2 separate regions of the Mus musculus genome follow, and region 2 is linked to region 1. Evidence: chromatin loops called from intact Hi-C (ENCODE). Cell type or tissue: heart. All regions are shown on one strand.

Region 1 (8,000 bases):
ATTTGGAATTAATCTTGAATTTTAAAAATATTGCTTCAAATATTTGAATTGACTGTTGAGGTTTGGGGTGTTCTGTTGCACTTCGCTCTTGAGACAAGGACCTTGCTGGCTCCCCCCGCATGGGTCCGAGTCTGTGACAAAAGTAAAGGGCACACAGAGAAAGGAGATCTGGGTTTGGTCCTGCTGTACCCATGAGCAGAGACGTGTAGGAATGGAAGTAGACAAGACTTTTCCAAGAGGGGGCTCACAAAGTCTGGTGTGTGTGTGTGTGTGTGTGTGTGTGTGTGTGCGTGCGCGCATGTGTGCTTGCGTATGCGTATGAATCTTTTTGTAGGGGTGGGAAGGAGAAACAGACTTTCAGGATTCCTGGTGTGGGCTAGAGTATATTTGAGTCTTTAGACATAGAAAGAGAATCAGGGAACAGCACTGGGCAGAGGGAGAGAAAGTCCCCAGAGGAAAGTGAGAGATTTTAGTTTCTGAAAGGAGAGCCTGAGAGAAGGGATAGGAAAATAAGAAAGTTAAGGGGCAATGCCCTTGCCTCCCACCATCAACGATGTGCACCTAGCACGCTGCATGCAGGCCGGCACTACCACAACTCGCTCACTCGAGTGTGGTCACGGCCGTGTGCCACCAGGAGAACGCAAGCCTACATGTGTGCCCCATGTCTAGGTCAACTCTCCACCCTCTCTTCCTTTTGTTTCCCTGGTTACAAACCCATTCATATTAACTGTAGGAAACAGGCAGAGATGTGCAGATCCTGCAGGAAGGAGCAGAGCAGTGGCATCAACCTGGCATTTGGGCATAAACACTGTTGTTCACTTACAGTGACCTACGATGCCTGTGACCAGGTAAGACATACAGCAGGCAAGCCAGTACCCCTTACTTCTAACAATACCTTCCTAGCCTCTGATTGCCACCATGGCAAAGTCTCATGTAGCCCAGGGTGCCCCATTATGTCCAGTTTAATGCTCGTGACTGAGCCAGGGTTCACTGGATGCTAGAAATCACTGTGCCAATGGAGTTACAACCTCGGTGCCCTTCTTGGGGCGTGGGTGCATGTGCAGAAGCAAACACATTCTCGAGCTTAAGGTGGAGTCTCCTGTAGCCCAGGCTAACCCTATGCTATGTCATCCTGGTCCTCCTGCTTCTGCCTCCCAGTGCTGGGGTAACACATCTGCTCCATCACTCCTGGTCCATTGGGGCTTCCTACCTAGTCACTGGTTCCTCCTAGTCACTGATGGCTGAGGGCTTCATCTTAGAGACATCCCTGTAGTGAGAATTTTGTTCTTTCCGAAAACCCAGTTATGTGACTATGTTTTTGTTTCAATCCCAGGCGTGGGATATGGGGGCTGACTAGGCTTTGTCTCATGCTCTGGCAGGGCCTGATTCTATCAGCTGAGAGATAGTTTAAGTTTGGAATTCTGGAGACTCTTGAGCGGTTATAAAAGGGCCAGAGCCTGCAGCGGTGGCTGCTGCTGTTCCCTGCTATTGCTGGTTCCTGAAGCTGCTTTTGCTGTTCCTCTGAATTGCTGGTTGCACATATCCTGATTATAAAGACTGGACTTGCCCCTGAGAACTCAATGCCCCTAACCATCAGGAAGTAGTCTAAAGAAATCTATGCCCCCTTTCCTTCTAGGCTTCTTTCTTCTACCAGGGCTGGGGGTGGGGGGCATTGGGGGAGGAGAAGGATGGCAGAGAGAAGAACCCAATAAAGTAGCCCAAAAGCACGGTTACACATCCCACGGAGATCCAGGCCTCCTAAGCATCCTCCTGAGGTTTCTTACTCAGTCTTACCAGTATCAGAATCTGCAGCATCACAGGAGCTCAGCCCTTCTGTGTGGTGGGCACCATGTCTAGACCCTGCCTGCCTGGAGTCTCTCTGGTGAGCTGGCCCTGAGGTTTACCGGGCTCCCTAGGGACCATTGCTTCACTGGGTTGTGGGGTAAAGACAGGGAACAGATTTCAACTCGTGCCTCCTGGAAACCACATCAAATGGTGCAGCTAGGAATTAATAAATAAATCTCGGAGACAAGTCAATTACCGTTCCCCTGTGGCCCTGTCCCCAGGGGCAAACAGTGGCAAGTGGTTCCCAGCCCCAGCACGTCTTCCCCAGGGCAGGACAACCACTGCAGCTGGCTTCTGTCAGATTAGCTGGGCAAGATGTGACAGGCCTCTGTCCTCTGGGGAAATCGCTCCTTTCCTGGGAGGTGGTGAGGACATTCCCAGGTTGCTCTGTTCCTGCCCTCTCCCTGCACCCTCCCAGTCTTACCGCTTTACCATTGGGGAAAAAAAATCAGACAGATTTCTTGTTGTTTTTGAAAATACATATTCATTCTACAAAGGCTGAGGGAAGCCTGCTAGCTACAAGGTAGAGGTTTTGCCAGGTTGGGGACTCTTGGAGACACAGCTCTTTCTGCCTGTGAAGAGTTTACAGTCATGCGTGTGGGCAGGATGTGTGTATCAGGCAATGTGGTTGCATATAGCAAATTTTTGTGGTTAGCAAGGAGGGGAGAACCTAGTTTAGCCTAAAAGGTTCCCCAGAGAGGCCTCTGGGAAGGTGATACGGGACAAGCTGTCACCTTGACGGGTAGTGAGTACTGCAAGGTTTATAAAGCAGCAGGGTCAAGGAATGGAGGTGAAGTGAGAGGGCTCTGAAGCAGCTGGCTGGATCCAGATGTGAAGGGGACAGAGTTGGGCTGGGGTGACAAGGGAGGGGAGCTACAGGTACCTGATGACAGGGTTTTGGGGTGTCATCAGAGAGAAAGAGAGAGAGGCAGACAGAGGGAGAGAGACAAAGAGAGAGATAGAAAGAGACAGAGACAGGGAGACAGAGACAGACAGAGAGAGACAAAGACAAGGAGACAGAGACAGAAAGAGACATAGAGACAGAGACAGGGAGATGGGACTTAGGTTTGTTTTAGCTTTGTGTACTAGGCACAAGGTGTTATTTCTACATAAACCAACTCTGTGGATCCCACCAGACTCAACAAATAGCAGTCTTCGCTCTGTTCAGCATCAGGGAAAACGAGTTCTCCAGCATTCGCTGCCTCTGAGTTTTCTCAGCTTGCATCGATTAGACAAGTCCTTTAGATTGATCATTTTCTCGAGTTTACTGTGCATAAAGATCACTTGGGACATTCAGTTAAGTGTGGCTGTTTGGTGTCTGTCATGTGGACTCGGGTCCTACATGGCTCAGCAATGTGCATTTTTAACAAGCTACGTGGATCAGAGAGCACATTTTGAAAGAAACAGTCCTAGAAGCTGATTGTATCCTCCTGGGGAACGTGCTGGGATTGAGGCTGCCGACAGGTGGCAGTACTGCATCGTGATGCTCTAATTACACCTCGGGCTTTCTTCCTTAAACTGGGATTGTTGACTGTAACTGGCCGAGACAGACAGTTCTGGGGCTTGCTGTTTTGCAAGAATGTGTAGAAATGAAACTGGGTTGGTGAGGAATGCTCGGCTACTTGTGGGGTGGGGTGAGGTGAGGTGAGGTGCTGAGGCGGGAAGATCCCAAGTTCAAGAGCTGCTTGGGCTACACAGTGAGTTCAAGGCCACCCTGAGCAGCTTTGGTGAGCTCCAAGGTGAAGTGGGCTTAGGAATGCAGCTCTCACTTAGCACCTACAGCGCCTCAGGCTTCCGTTCCCAGAACAACCAGATAAAGTAGACAAAGTAAAATAAGTTAGTCAGCAAATCTTACATTTCAAAAAAGTTTAAATTTCATTTTCAGCCAGCAGAGTTGAGCTTTCAATACAGAGAATACAGAGATCTCTTGTCAGGCATGTATTTTGATCACCTGAAATATGGATACTCCTGGGAGAGATGTGCCCAAGGTTCAGTGAACACATGGTCTTTAGTTATTATTGGTATGATTATTTGGAACGTCCTCCGTCTTTATCATGGGGTAGAGTCTCTTTTTCATGCTCATCATTAAGTGAATGAGGCAGGGATGGGAGGCCTTCCCTGGGTTTCCTGAGCAAGCCAGCGACAGGGGCGCCTCAGCTTTCAAACATAGCTCTTGGTTTATACTTGACTGACATGGTGGTCCTGGTGGCCTGGTCTAAATTGAAAACTGACTGGAAAGGGTCCAACAGCAGAGAATTGGCCATTAAATGGCTATCTGAATTAGTGACCCCTAGCGCCAGCTCTAGGGTGGCCTGTTATGAGATGATGCCCTGTCACTGAGAAACATCTCAAGCCCCTTTCTGTTTGTACATTCTTTGGGAGAGGGGGTTGATCCCTGAAAAAAAAAATCAGAGTGTATAAATTCTATGGTCTTTCTTATCCCTAGTCAGTGGTTTTGGCTGATTCTAAGTGATCATTGTTGGTACCAGACGAGATGGAGACTCTCAATTGCATCCTGCTTTCTCTGTGCCTGTTTTTAACTGCATCTCTGCTTTTCCTTCCCCTCTCTTCTCTCTCTCTCTTCTCCTCCATTTCTCTCCTCTCTCGTTCTGTGTTCTCTCTTTTGTTTCCAACAAGATCTTGATATGCAGCCCAGGATCGCTTGCCTCAGACTTAGACCCACTGAATTTCAGCCTCCCAGATGCTGGGATCACTAGAGAGAGCACCGCATCTGCCTACAGTGGCTTTTTAAAAACAGGGAAAAGGAAGGCAAGAACAATAGAAAAATCGCTTATTATTATTGTTCGCCACCATGTCATGTAGAAACCGTATCTTGAGTTAAGGAAACTTGTTGTTTGAATGATTTTTATCAGTTTCTTTCTACTTTATAAGCTTGACTTCTAGAAAAATTTGAATTATAGGATATGTTGCATTCTATCCTATAGGCTGCACTGTGTTGGAAATTCATGGAAATTCATGCTTTAGTTAGAAATTAAATGAACCAAAGTTTGTTGGCCAATGATATATTAGAAGTGAAAAAAAAAAAAACAAAAACCCCAAACCCACCCCTTACCCTTTCAGTCTCTCTTTTTGAAAGGGTCTCACTGTGTAGCCCAGATTAGCCTGGAACTTGTCATTTTGCTGCCTCAGCCTTTTCAGTGCTAGAATCCCAGATGTGTGCCACTATCTCTGGCTTTGAACTGATTATTATTTTTCTTTTAAGAAAAGAACTTTTCATTAAAAAATTTAAAACTTAAAGACTTGCAATTGAAAACACAGAATTTACCATCACAATGGTTGGAATGGGTTGTTTTTCAATACTATTCCTTAGTCATGCTTTCTCTCAGCCTGGAGGGTGAATCTTCACAATTCCTGCTTCGAGGAGAGAGAAGACAGTGTTTTGTGCTCCAAACTGATGCTCACTCACAACATCTATGCCTTATGTACAGAGAAATGGGATGAGACCTGGATGGCGAGAGTAGAGAGTAGAGAGCCCCATACCCGAGGTGGGAGGGACCTCAGGCAACAGCAAAGACAACAGTTACAGGCCGTCTTTCAAGACCAGAGCTACAGAGAAGTCTGGCTTGAGAGCTGTTGGCTTTTTTCCCCCACAGGCCCAGACCTTGTTGGGAGGAGAGGTGCGGGTTTGGCTGAGCAGACTTGCTTTATTTCTCATGGGAATTGGAAGAAGGAATTCCCCTGGACATGCCTGTGGGACCCCATGACAAGGAAGGGAAGGACAGAGGAAGTGCCTGAATTTGGCTTCCTTTAGCTGCCCCGTGCTGTCTGCAGGAGTGAGTGGCACGTAGGCCATTCATGTGAGTGAGGGCAAGAGTTTGGGAATTCTCTGAAAGTGTGCTTGAGAAGTTTGAGCAGAAGGGTGAACAGTTATAATCAAAGAGGAGAGAGGGCCTGGCTATTCAGGAGCCCAAGGTAGAGTTCCCATACCCCACATCTGATGCCCAGGAGGAGCCATAGGGGAAGGGAGGCCTCCACCCAGGAAGTAGAAACAGAGCAGCGATTCCAGATCCTCAGCTACAAGCAAGTGGATGCGACTCAGCTCAGAGACTGGAGGAACTGGACAGAGCATCATCAGTCAGCATGTGTTAGGTAAGGCTGCAGTAACAAATGTGCCTGAATCTTAAATGTAGTACTGTATTTCTTACCTCCTGGTACACACTGGGCTCACCCTGGAATTCATACCCTGATGTCCATTCTGGGATCAAGCTGAAGGCCAGCCCTTACGGAGGAGTAAGAGTAGAGGGGTGGTAGAGATGAGAACAGCATTGGTTCTTTCTACATGTGCACGTGTTCTAACAGCATTGGCCAAAGCCAGTTGACTGGGCAAAGCAGGTGCCTTCTCCACGAGGTATCCCAAGTCCCCAGGGTTTGGAATAGGGATGGATAACCTTCTTGCAGGCATGGAGGGTGTGTGTGGGATACTCACAAGAACAACAGCCTATTACAGCAGTGATGCCTGCCTTCCAGCAGGGCTTCTGAGCTTCCATGCCTCTCTCTGACTTTCCCAATCCTAGAGAAAGAAGGACAAGGATTTGTTTAGAGGCTATGGCCCAGAGAACCCTGACAAGACTCCGGTGGGATGACCAGCTTAGCCCAGGTAGTAAATGAGAAGCAGCTGTGTTTCTTGTCACTACAGAGAGGTCTGGAAGACGCTGTGGCTCCCAGCCATGGCCAGAAGTTAGAGGATCAAGAGCTGAGGGACTGCCTGCTGTCTGTCTCCTTGACCAATTTCCTGTGCAGTGGTAGAAGGAGCTTTATCTACAAAGTCAAGCTGTTCCTCACCTCACAGCTATTTTCAAAGAACTTTGTTGTTTTCTAAAGATATTATCTATCTGTCTGTCTGTCTGTCTGTCTGTCTGCCTATCATCTACCTACCTATCTCCCAGCTAGTATCACGATCTGCAGCTTTGACTGGGACTTGCTATCTAGGCCAGACTAGTCTTGAACTCATAATGATCGTTCTGTCTCTGACTCCCAAGTCAAAGCCTTTTTTTTATATAAGACAACTTACTACTCGATCCCTCCATGAACTGACAGAGATAGAAAGACAAGGACTAATTCGTCGCTATCAAATAGAGAAACCAAGGCTTGGGAGAACAAAGGATGCATCTGAGACCACGCAACCAGTTGTCAGCAGAGATCGCAGGAGCCAAGTTCTTTTTCTCTGGGCTAGGTATTCTCCGTGACTTGGGCTGGGGCTGCAGAGGCAGCCCGGTAGAGATGAAATAGAAGGGGAAATCCCGGAAGCACACAGAAGTTATGGGTGGGGCTGGAGATTTGGAATCAGAGGGCGGCTCTCCCTATCATTCTCCTTTGAGTCAACTCTAACACAATAGAGTCTTGATTTCCTCCTTTATGAAGTGGACTGAAAGCTGGGGTCCACACAGAAGTTGTGAAGTAAGAGCCTAACTGCTGAAGGGGTGGGTCTAGAAGGTAATTAGGGGTGGTAAGGTTATGAGGCTGGAGCCCTCACAAATTGCTTCCAAGCCCTTGTAGACACAACGGAGTGTCTCCCACAGAAGCACATAACAGGACATAAATACTATGGGAGCTGGAAGAGGTTCTTCACCAGAGCCCTGCCAGGCTCCCTAATCTCAGACTTCCAGATGCCAGCTGTAGAAATGTGTTGCGTAAGGCTTCCAGATTTGAAGAATATAACTTTTACTCTCCCGATGTGATTGCTGTCTTCCAGGCTTAGTGCTAACCTAGTCTCTCTTGACCTCTTTTTGCTCTGCTTGGCCTCAAACTAACTCTGGCAATCTGTTCTAAACTTCTGGGCACTTTCTCATTCTCTGGCTTGTTCTGTCTTCACCTGTGTCTAGCTTGTTCTGTCTGCAATCTGTCTCTATAAAACTCCCCCAGTAAAAGCGCCTCCTTCTCTCTCTGAACTGCTCTCTGAAGTAGCTTCCCTTTCTTCTCTTTCCTTAGGAGAGTTGGGAGTATCCTATCTCTAATTCATTCTGTCAGATCTTTCTCTGACTCGTCACTTTGCCTGCCCCTTAAGTAGAAGTCACTTTCAAACATGGGTGCTTCCATCTACAAACTAACTCTACCTCCATTGTTTGGGACTAAAAGGTGTTAAGGACTGAGCCACACCATAGTAGAAAGTTTGTTTGTTTGTCTTTTTCCTCCAG
Region 2 (8,000 bases), 210 kb after region 1:
CTCACTAGGCTTCAGAATAATTCTCTAAAGAAAATTGGTACCACTGTACTTGTGGGAAAATACCTAGAGTTTAAATGTTCTCAGCGCTGCTTTGGGGGGTCGGGAGGAGGGAAGCTGACAGCAGTAGTGGCGCACGCCTTTAATCCCAGCACTCGGGAGACAGAGGCAGGTGGATTTCTGTGTTCTAAGCCAGCCTGATCTACAGAGTGAGTTCCAGGACAGCCAGGGCTACCAGAGAAACCTTGTGTCAAAAAACAAAAACAAACAAGCAAAAAAAAAAGAGGATATTGGGTTCTGCTTCCTGGTGAAGGAGGCAGAAGAGGAAGTTTAGGAGAGAGGCAAGATTTCCAGAAACTTCCTCATAGCTTCCTCCTCAGAATTGCTCATCCTATCCTCAAAATGGCTGGTCCTGCCTACGCCTACCCTTCAGGGCGAAACCCAGCTCTGCCTGGCCCACAGCGTTCTTCCTTGCCTCCCTCTCAGAGGCTTTGGCCTGCCTGGTTAGGTGAACGGTAGGCAGGAGGCCTGTGTTTGCTTTCTTTCCTCTGTGCCCCAGGTCCCAGCCTCAGGGACTCTGGGCAGGTTGCTGAGAATGGAGGGGTCAGGCCATATTCTCATCATTGCAGGACAAGGAGGTTGAAAGGCCTGGAGTAGCTCAGGGACTAGTACAGCAGGCTAGCCAGTACTGGGGAAGAGGGGACCACTAAGTACTTTCAGCACCTACACACTGACCCATACCCTCAGGCCACCCTCTGCTCTCCTCCTTATTTCAGCAATGATAGCGCTGGCCTCCACACACACCACCCCCCCACACACACACACACACACACACCTCTGCCCTCTAGACTTCCCTCTCAGGTAGGCCTCTTACCCAGGACTCATAGCTGCCCGTCCTCCTCACAGGTCTGGGAAGAGAATGCAGAGCTCCATGAGTTTGGATAAGGAAGGGTGTGTGTGTGAATGTGTGTGTGTGTGTGTGTGTGTGTGTGTGTGTGTGTGTGTGTTTATGTGTATGTGTAGGTATTGTTACTAGCCTTTAACTTCGAGTCTGCTCTTCCTGTCTATGTATTGGAAACATCTACAATAGCAACAGGCACAGATCACTTTAGACTCGTTGCAGACCTTTTAAAAAGCTTACTCATCACCGCTGCGGAACAACCACCAGGTAAGTGTTGCTCAAGGGCAGGTGAGATGGCTGGGAGTTAATGGCGGGTAAGGGTGCTTGCCACACAGCCTGGTACCCCAAGTTGGAACCTGTCACCTTCCTAAAGCTGGATGAGGCGGCTCAAGTCTGAGATCTCAGCGCTCCTCTGATGACATGGGAAACAGAGATAGAGACTCACCTGAAAGTTGGTGGGCCCTTGCCCTAGAGACTAAAAAGCAGGAGGAGAAACAAGATGGATGGGGGTGAGAACTGATTCCCAACAGATGTCCGCTGGCTCACTGGGCAAAGGTGCCTGCCACCAATCCTGATGACCTGAGTTCAATTCCTGGAGCCCATATGATGGAAGGAAAGAACCAAGCCCCTCAAACTGTCCACTAATCTCTACAGAGTGTTATGTGTACACACACACATACACAAAACACACTGAGAAACACACACTCAAAGTCACAAACACACACATACACACACTAAATTAAAAATAAATAAACTGTAAAGTATTCATCAAGAAACCCCTCAGGGGAAAGGGGCTGAAGAGATGGCTCAGTGGGTAAGAGCACTGGCTGCTCTTGCAAAGGACATGGGTTCAATTCCCAGCACCCACAGGGCAGCTCACAAAAGCATGCCATGCCAATCTCAGGGCATTCCGTGCTATCTAGGTTCTACAGGCGCTGCCTATGTGTAGTATATAGACGTGCATGCTGGTCAAACCCCCACACATACAAAATTAAAATAAAGATGAAAACCTTTTAAAAGAAACTCTCCACTCCTCTCAGGGCTGCCTCCCTGGCTGGAGCTCTGTGTCTTATTCTCCTTGGTTGCTTTGGCAGTCCTGATTTGGTTCTACATGTTTGAAACCTTCCTCAGAGAAGGACCCACAGTTCTCCCCAGATCCTAGAGGTACACGGAGGTCAAATTCTAGGTTTGTGTGGTCAGTCTACAAAACCACACCCAGCCCCCCACCCCTGAAAGTGACCTCTGCTTGCTTTGCATTTCTGATGTTCTCAAGATGGAGGACAAGCCTTGAGAGCCGAGAACTGTTATGTAACGCTGCCCTCGAAGTTGACAGTATGGCTCAGTATTTGCAAACCAGGCTGGTCTGCTTCCAGAGCCTCCTGGAGCTACCCTGACCACTGCTTGGGTTCATGGGGTTAGATTATGTGAGCCTACCAGGCACTCGCTGTGAGCCTCGGGGTGAGTCACGTCCAGTCTGAGCCCCAGGAGACACAGTCAACAAGTACAAACTGACTGGAGTGATCTGAGTAGGCTGGCTGGCTTTCCACTTCTCCATCAGCTCTTACCTCACTTAGGTGTGGAGGAGGAAGCTGCGAGGAAGGATGCCTGGACTAAGCAGAAACAAAGGGGCCCACTTGTTTAGATTTGTAGCAAATAATAACTAACTTTTTAACATAAATACCTCCCAAGTAATATTCAAGACATGTCTGAAAAAAATTGTGTGCTGTCTGTCAGAAGCCTACTCCTTAGGGGCTGCTCCGGGCCAAAACCCCACAGAGCCAGGAAAGCATAGAAAATAACTAAGTACAGCTGAACTCAAAAACATCGACAGTGCCAAGTGTTGACACAGATGTAGAGTAACTGGAATGCAGATACACTCACTTCCCATGTGCTGTGAGAAGGATGGAATATAGATGCTTGAGAAAGGAAGCCAGCTGCTTTCTCTTAAAACTAAATGCCAGCCAGGGGTAGAGGAACACCTTTAATCCCAGCAGCATTCAAGGCTAGCCTGGTCTACAGAGTGAATTTCACAACAGCTAGGGCTACAACCAGAGAAACCCAGTCTTGAAAAACAAAGCAAAACAAAAATAATAAACAAGAAAGAAAGAGAGAGAGAGAGAGAGTAAAGGATGCTTCTCACACCAGCAGAGCCTCTAAGCCCACTGCTCCTTGGGGGCAGGCCTGTGTGACCTCCATGGCCTCCTTCATAGCTGGCATGCCCACAAGACCTACAACTCTGTCAGAAAGGATGCAATAGCCAGTCCCTCAGCCACACACTGCACATGCGGAGAGACACCCTCACTGAGGGAAGTGAGGCCATCAGATTGTGAGACGCACGCACCAAACCATCCACGAAGAGTGAGATCCAGGCCCACAGGCCCACACGAACACCCACGATGAGACTGCCCACAGCCCCACCTGGTTACACACTTGTCCCACACACACAAGCTCAAACAGGTCACGAACCACAGTCACCCACCTGCACACACTGACACACACAGTCCCTTAAGGTGACAGGAACCCAGCCAACCCTAGCTGTAGCCCCAGATATGCCACACCTGCCGTTTTTATCCTGAACCCAAGTGCCTAAAACGTTCCTGGGGCCCATCTCTCTCAACTGCCACACCTCAGGGCTCCTCCCAGAGAGAGAGCCTTGCTTTCACTCTAAGCTAAAGCGATACAGGCCACCTTAAAACTTCATGCCAGCCACTGAAAAGGCCACTGTGAAGATTACAACGCTAGATTTATAATATTATAGCCACGTTTGGCAGCATGTCGTGAGCACCAACTACACACACACAGACACACACACAGATACACACACACACGCACACAGACACACACACAGATACACACACACACGCACACATACACACACAGATACACACATGCACACATACACACAGATACACACATACACACAGATACACACACACGCACACACACATACACACACAGATACGCACATGCACACATACACACAGATACACACACACACGCACACATACACACACAGATACACACATGCACACATACACACAGATACACACATACACACAGATACACACACACGCACACACACATACACACACAGATACGCACATGCACACATACACACAGATACACACACGCACGCACACATACACACACAGACACAGGCACACCTCTAGTACCTTCCCTCCAACTCTCCCAACAACCTAGAGCACAGGAAGTGTCAGTAAACCCATTTACGGATGAGCAAGCCAAAGCTTTAGGGGAATTAAAGTTCTTGTTTCCTATATATTGCAGCATCTGGTTCCAGGACTGGTCCCAGAACATTCCCTGCCCCACAATGCCATGGGATAAGATCCAAGGATATTGGGCCTGTTCCCATGTCTCACATACGTGTACTCTCCTGGCCCTCAGGAGATGCCGTGGGGCCTCGCTGTGGAGAATGTGAGAGCAGGGAAGCTTGGCTTCCTGTTCTCCTCAAAGCCCCATCCTTTGCTTAGTCAGGTTTGGGCCCTTTGAAAGGAAAAACAGGCTAGAGCCTTCACAGGGAAGTGCCCCTGCTCTCCATGGCTTGAAAAGGAAAGAGAGTCCCTCCCTGCCCCTCCTTAGGAGCACCGCCCTCAGGAGGGAGCCAGGCCCCTACAGAGTTCTCCACAGGCGACAGGGGGTCACCAAGAACCCCGGACAGCCCAAGCCCACCTAGAATTATGCAGAGGAGAGCTGTGTCACGATGACTAGCCTCTGGGACATTCCTAACCCCCAGCTAACGGGGATGCCTTCCTTGGCCTCCAGCGCTGCACTGGGGCCTGGCCAACAGCTGTTCCTGGCTGAAGGCTCTGCTCTGTCCCACCCACCCAGTCAGTTCCTAGGAGATGTGCAAGCAGCTTTGATGTGCTCGTCAAAGCGGTCCTGTTCTGACAGCTGTTTCCCAGGAGGGCAGTTATTGCCACAACCACCTCCCACATCTGGCTATGGGAAGAGTGCCCCACCCATCAGCAGACAGAAATGCTGAGCACACAGGAACAGCTGAGGACCTCAGTCCATTGGGACTGAAAGGGGTCACTCCATCCCCATTTATAGGCACTCTCTGCTCCCAAGGGCTGGCCACACTACCCTAAGGACTCTAATTCAGGTCTGGACCCTCCTCCTTGGCTCAGGCCCACCTCCACTTGCACAAGCCACATTCAGACCAGAAAAGTGTTTCAGGGCACCCAAAACTATGGAGGACAGAGAAGGAACAGTTACAGTTGATTCAAACCTTGCTCTGTCAATCCTCCCAGGGAGTGCTGATGTCTCCGGTGGGACCCACTGACCCTGGTCACTATAATAAAAATACCAGATCTGAATTTATTTCAATCAGTGTTCATAACCTGGGCACTATTCTTTGTGCCTTGTAGGACAATGACTGTATCTCTGACACTTATTCTAAGATACCATTAGCATCCAGGCCCCACCCACACACCCAGACATTATCAATGGACATTGCCAATGTGCCCCAGGGGCAAGACCACACCCACATGGTTACAGCTGATCTTAAAATCACTTTAGTTGCAGCACTTGTGAGGCTGAGACTAGAGACCAGTAAGTTCAAGACTAGCCTGGGCTACATAGTGAATGTGAGGCCAGCCTGGGCTATGTGAGACCCTGTCTAAAACAAAGTTAACAGGCATGTTCTGTCCCCCTAGACCTTCCCAGAGCTCCAGGAAAAGAGGCAGCACAAAGTCTTCCACCTAGTGGTCCGAGCTTCTAAAGATGGGATCAAATAACACTTGCACAAGACAATGAAATATATGTGAGAAGTCCTGCAAAAAGCTTGGAGCCAGAGAAAATCCCTGAAGCCTGGGGCCATCTAGGAAGGCTTCCTGGAGGAGGGGGAATTTTGTGTTTGGCTAGATACAAGCAGCTTGGGAAGACCACAGTGTAGGGAAGTCTCACCAGCAGTAAAAGAGCTCAAGGTGGGGCTGAGGCTGAGTTTGCTGACTTTCCCAGTGGGTAAAGCCACCAATGTGGAGCAAGGGTCTGACAGAGATATGCAGGCAGGGCTGAAGACCGCCCTACCTTCTTCTGCTTCTGCCTTCTGCAGATCTGATGAGGGTCAGGCTCAGGGTACATAGGTAGGGCTCCTCATTCCTCAAACCTGCCCTTATGTGATATCCCCCACCAGTCCATGTGGGCTTGGACTGGCAGACTTCAAAGACTCAGGAGCCTACTAAACTTTATCCTGGGAATCCCGGCTGGCTCCCCAACTCCACCCCCAGCCTGGACTTCATGCTGCCTAGACTTTCTGGGGGGCACTTTTGATTTAAAATGGGTGTACAGAGGGCAAGACCCCATCTGTGAAGGAATGTGGGGTTCGGGCTGCCCACAGGGAGCTTCTGAGAGAGCCTGCCAGCAGGGGGCGCTGTGAACTCAGTCACACGGCCCAGGCTTGGGGAGGGAGGAGGCCGCCACATGGTGAGGCCTACAGACTCTGAGCCTAGTTCCACCCCAGGGAGCTTGCCTGCCCGCGCTCAGCAGGGTGTGCACCTTCCCAGGCTCACCCACCCACCCTTCCCCCTCCTCTGAGGAAGGAGAAGGGACTATGCTGACCACTTGGCAGACGATGAGACCAAGGTCAGAGAATGCAAAAGAACTACCGGGGACTCAACAGCCTGCAGCAGACGCAGGTTGACTTTCATGCCAGTGTGTCAGCCCCATGTGGTTGGGGCAACCTTTGGGCCTTGTTGGCAAGTCTACCCTGTCCCCAGGCTGACACTGCATGGTGCAGAGGCTAGCGTGGTCAACCCCACGTTCATGAGAGGAAGGGCTGGCCAGGGGAAAGAGGTACATGTTCAGACTTAAGTGCCATTTCCACTGGCACCCGGCTTGCTGGTGCCCATCAGTACCCAGGTCCGACTGGAGAGGAAGGCAGGAGCTGCCAGGAAAACAGGGCACCACACACCTGAGGAAGGGACACCAGAACTGTGGGTTCCACCGGCAGCTCTCAGGAAAAACTGGAAACACGCACCAGTTTTTCTTTATAAGTTTTTCTTTATTCAAGAGGCTAAGGCAGGGGAAATTCTGAGCTCCAGGAGTGCTTGGGCAATTTAGTGAGAAGTCTTCCCAAGATAACAGTAGAATAAAATGCATTTTTAAGAGGTACTAGGCATGGTATTATACACCTATAGTCCTGTAAAATAAAATTAATGTTTGGTTTTTTTGTTTCTTAAGAGAGGGGAAAGAATTCAAAAGACAGGCAGCCCCAGGGTGTGCTCTTACCAACAAAGACAATCAGGGTTGAGTAGGATTAGAACCAGGTCTGCAGCCAAGGAAGGGGCACAGGAGAGCTGGCTAGGCTATGTTCTAGAACTTGGAGGTCTTAGGCAGACCACAGGCGGGAGTTTAGTAGTGGTGACCAAGTCTGAAGAGGTGAGGTGTGCCTCTTGGTTGACGAGAATTCAGCTCAGGGCAGAAGGGTACTTAAGAGCTTGGGGGCCTAGTCAGCTGGCCCTAACCCAACTAAGGAGTAGTCTCCTCTCTGAAACTCTCCTACTGACCTCTTCCCATGCCTTCTCAACCTCTCTATTATCACCACAATGCTTGCCTAGCACTGGCTGTGTGTGACAACAGAGCACTGAAGTCAGGGATGCTGCAGGAGAGACAGGAGGCAGAGGCGGACTGCGTGCTGGGCAGAGCTGCTGGCTCCTAGGGCCGGCTCCAGTGCACCCGGCGGCTCTGGGGCTCTGCTCTTCAGCTGATGGTGAAGACGATATGACCTTAGTGGTGGGCTCTCTTGCTTTTGTGGTTTCCTTTTCCACCTAAGGAACAATTTCTTTTGTTCCGGATAACTGAAGGGAAAGTGGATGCTGTTTAAAAGTCTAAACTTGAGGTGCTGTCTCATGGGGTCCCCTCGGTGGGCAGACATTTCTCCCTGCCCCTCCACTCACATTCCCCCTGACTCCTTGACCTGCCAAGCTCAGGTAGCCTCCTGGCACGAGGTGGAGATGGGGGGGGGGGGGGTGTGCCTCATATGATGCTCTCTCAGCCATCTCTTGCTATCCAGCTCCACTGGATAGAGAAGACGGGTGGGGACCCGCCCGGGGACCACCCTTCCATCCTGCCTCTGCTATGA

What was found. A loop is a pair of places that touch in the nucleus more often than their neighbours do. Peaks named below come from ENCODE experiments on the same cell type or tissue, not always from the same donor. Only the 100,000 strongest peaks of a DNase experiment are listed, where the experiment ranks them.
Region 2: a loop joins it to region 1, with 8 times the contacts of the local background. A loop is called at or near these places in 11 of 42 quality-filtered maps.

The regions. Positions count from the first base shown.
Region 1 is chr17:83,900,246-83,908,245 of GRCm38, forward strand. No RefSeq gene overlaps it. Among named protein-coding and RNA genes, the nearest start is that of 1810073O08Rik, 14 kb to the right of the region's middle. In heart, a CTCF peak has its summit at 3,302 (motif pointing right); DNase peaks (open chromatin) are centred at 1,986, 3,396 and 5,530; H3K27ac peaks cover 2,072 bases; H3K27me3 peaks cover 291 bases.
Region 2 is chr17:84,107,822-84,115,821 of GRCm38, forward strand. No RefSeq gene overlaps it. Among named protein-coding and RNA genes, the nearest start is that of Gm35551, 28 kb to the left of the region's middle. In heart, a CTCF peak has its summit at 6,282 (motif pointing right); DNase peaks (open chromatin) are centred at 2,370, 2,670, 4,800, 6,310 and 2 weaker places; H3K27ac peaks cover 3,239 bases.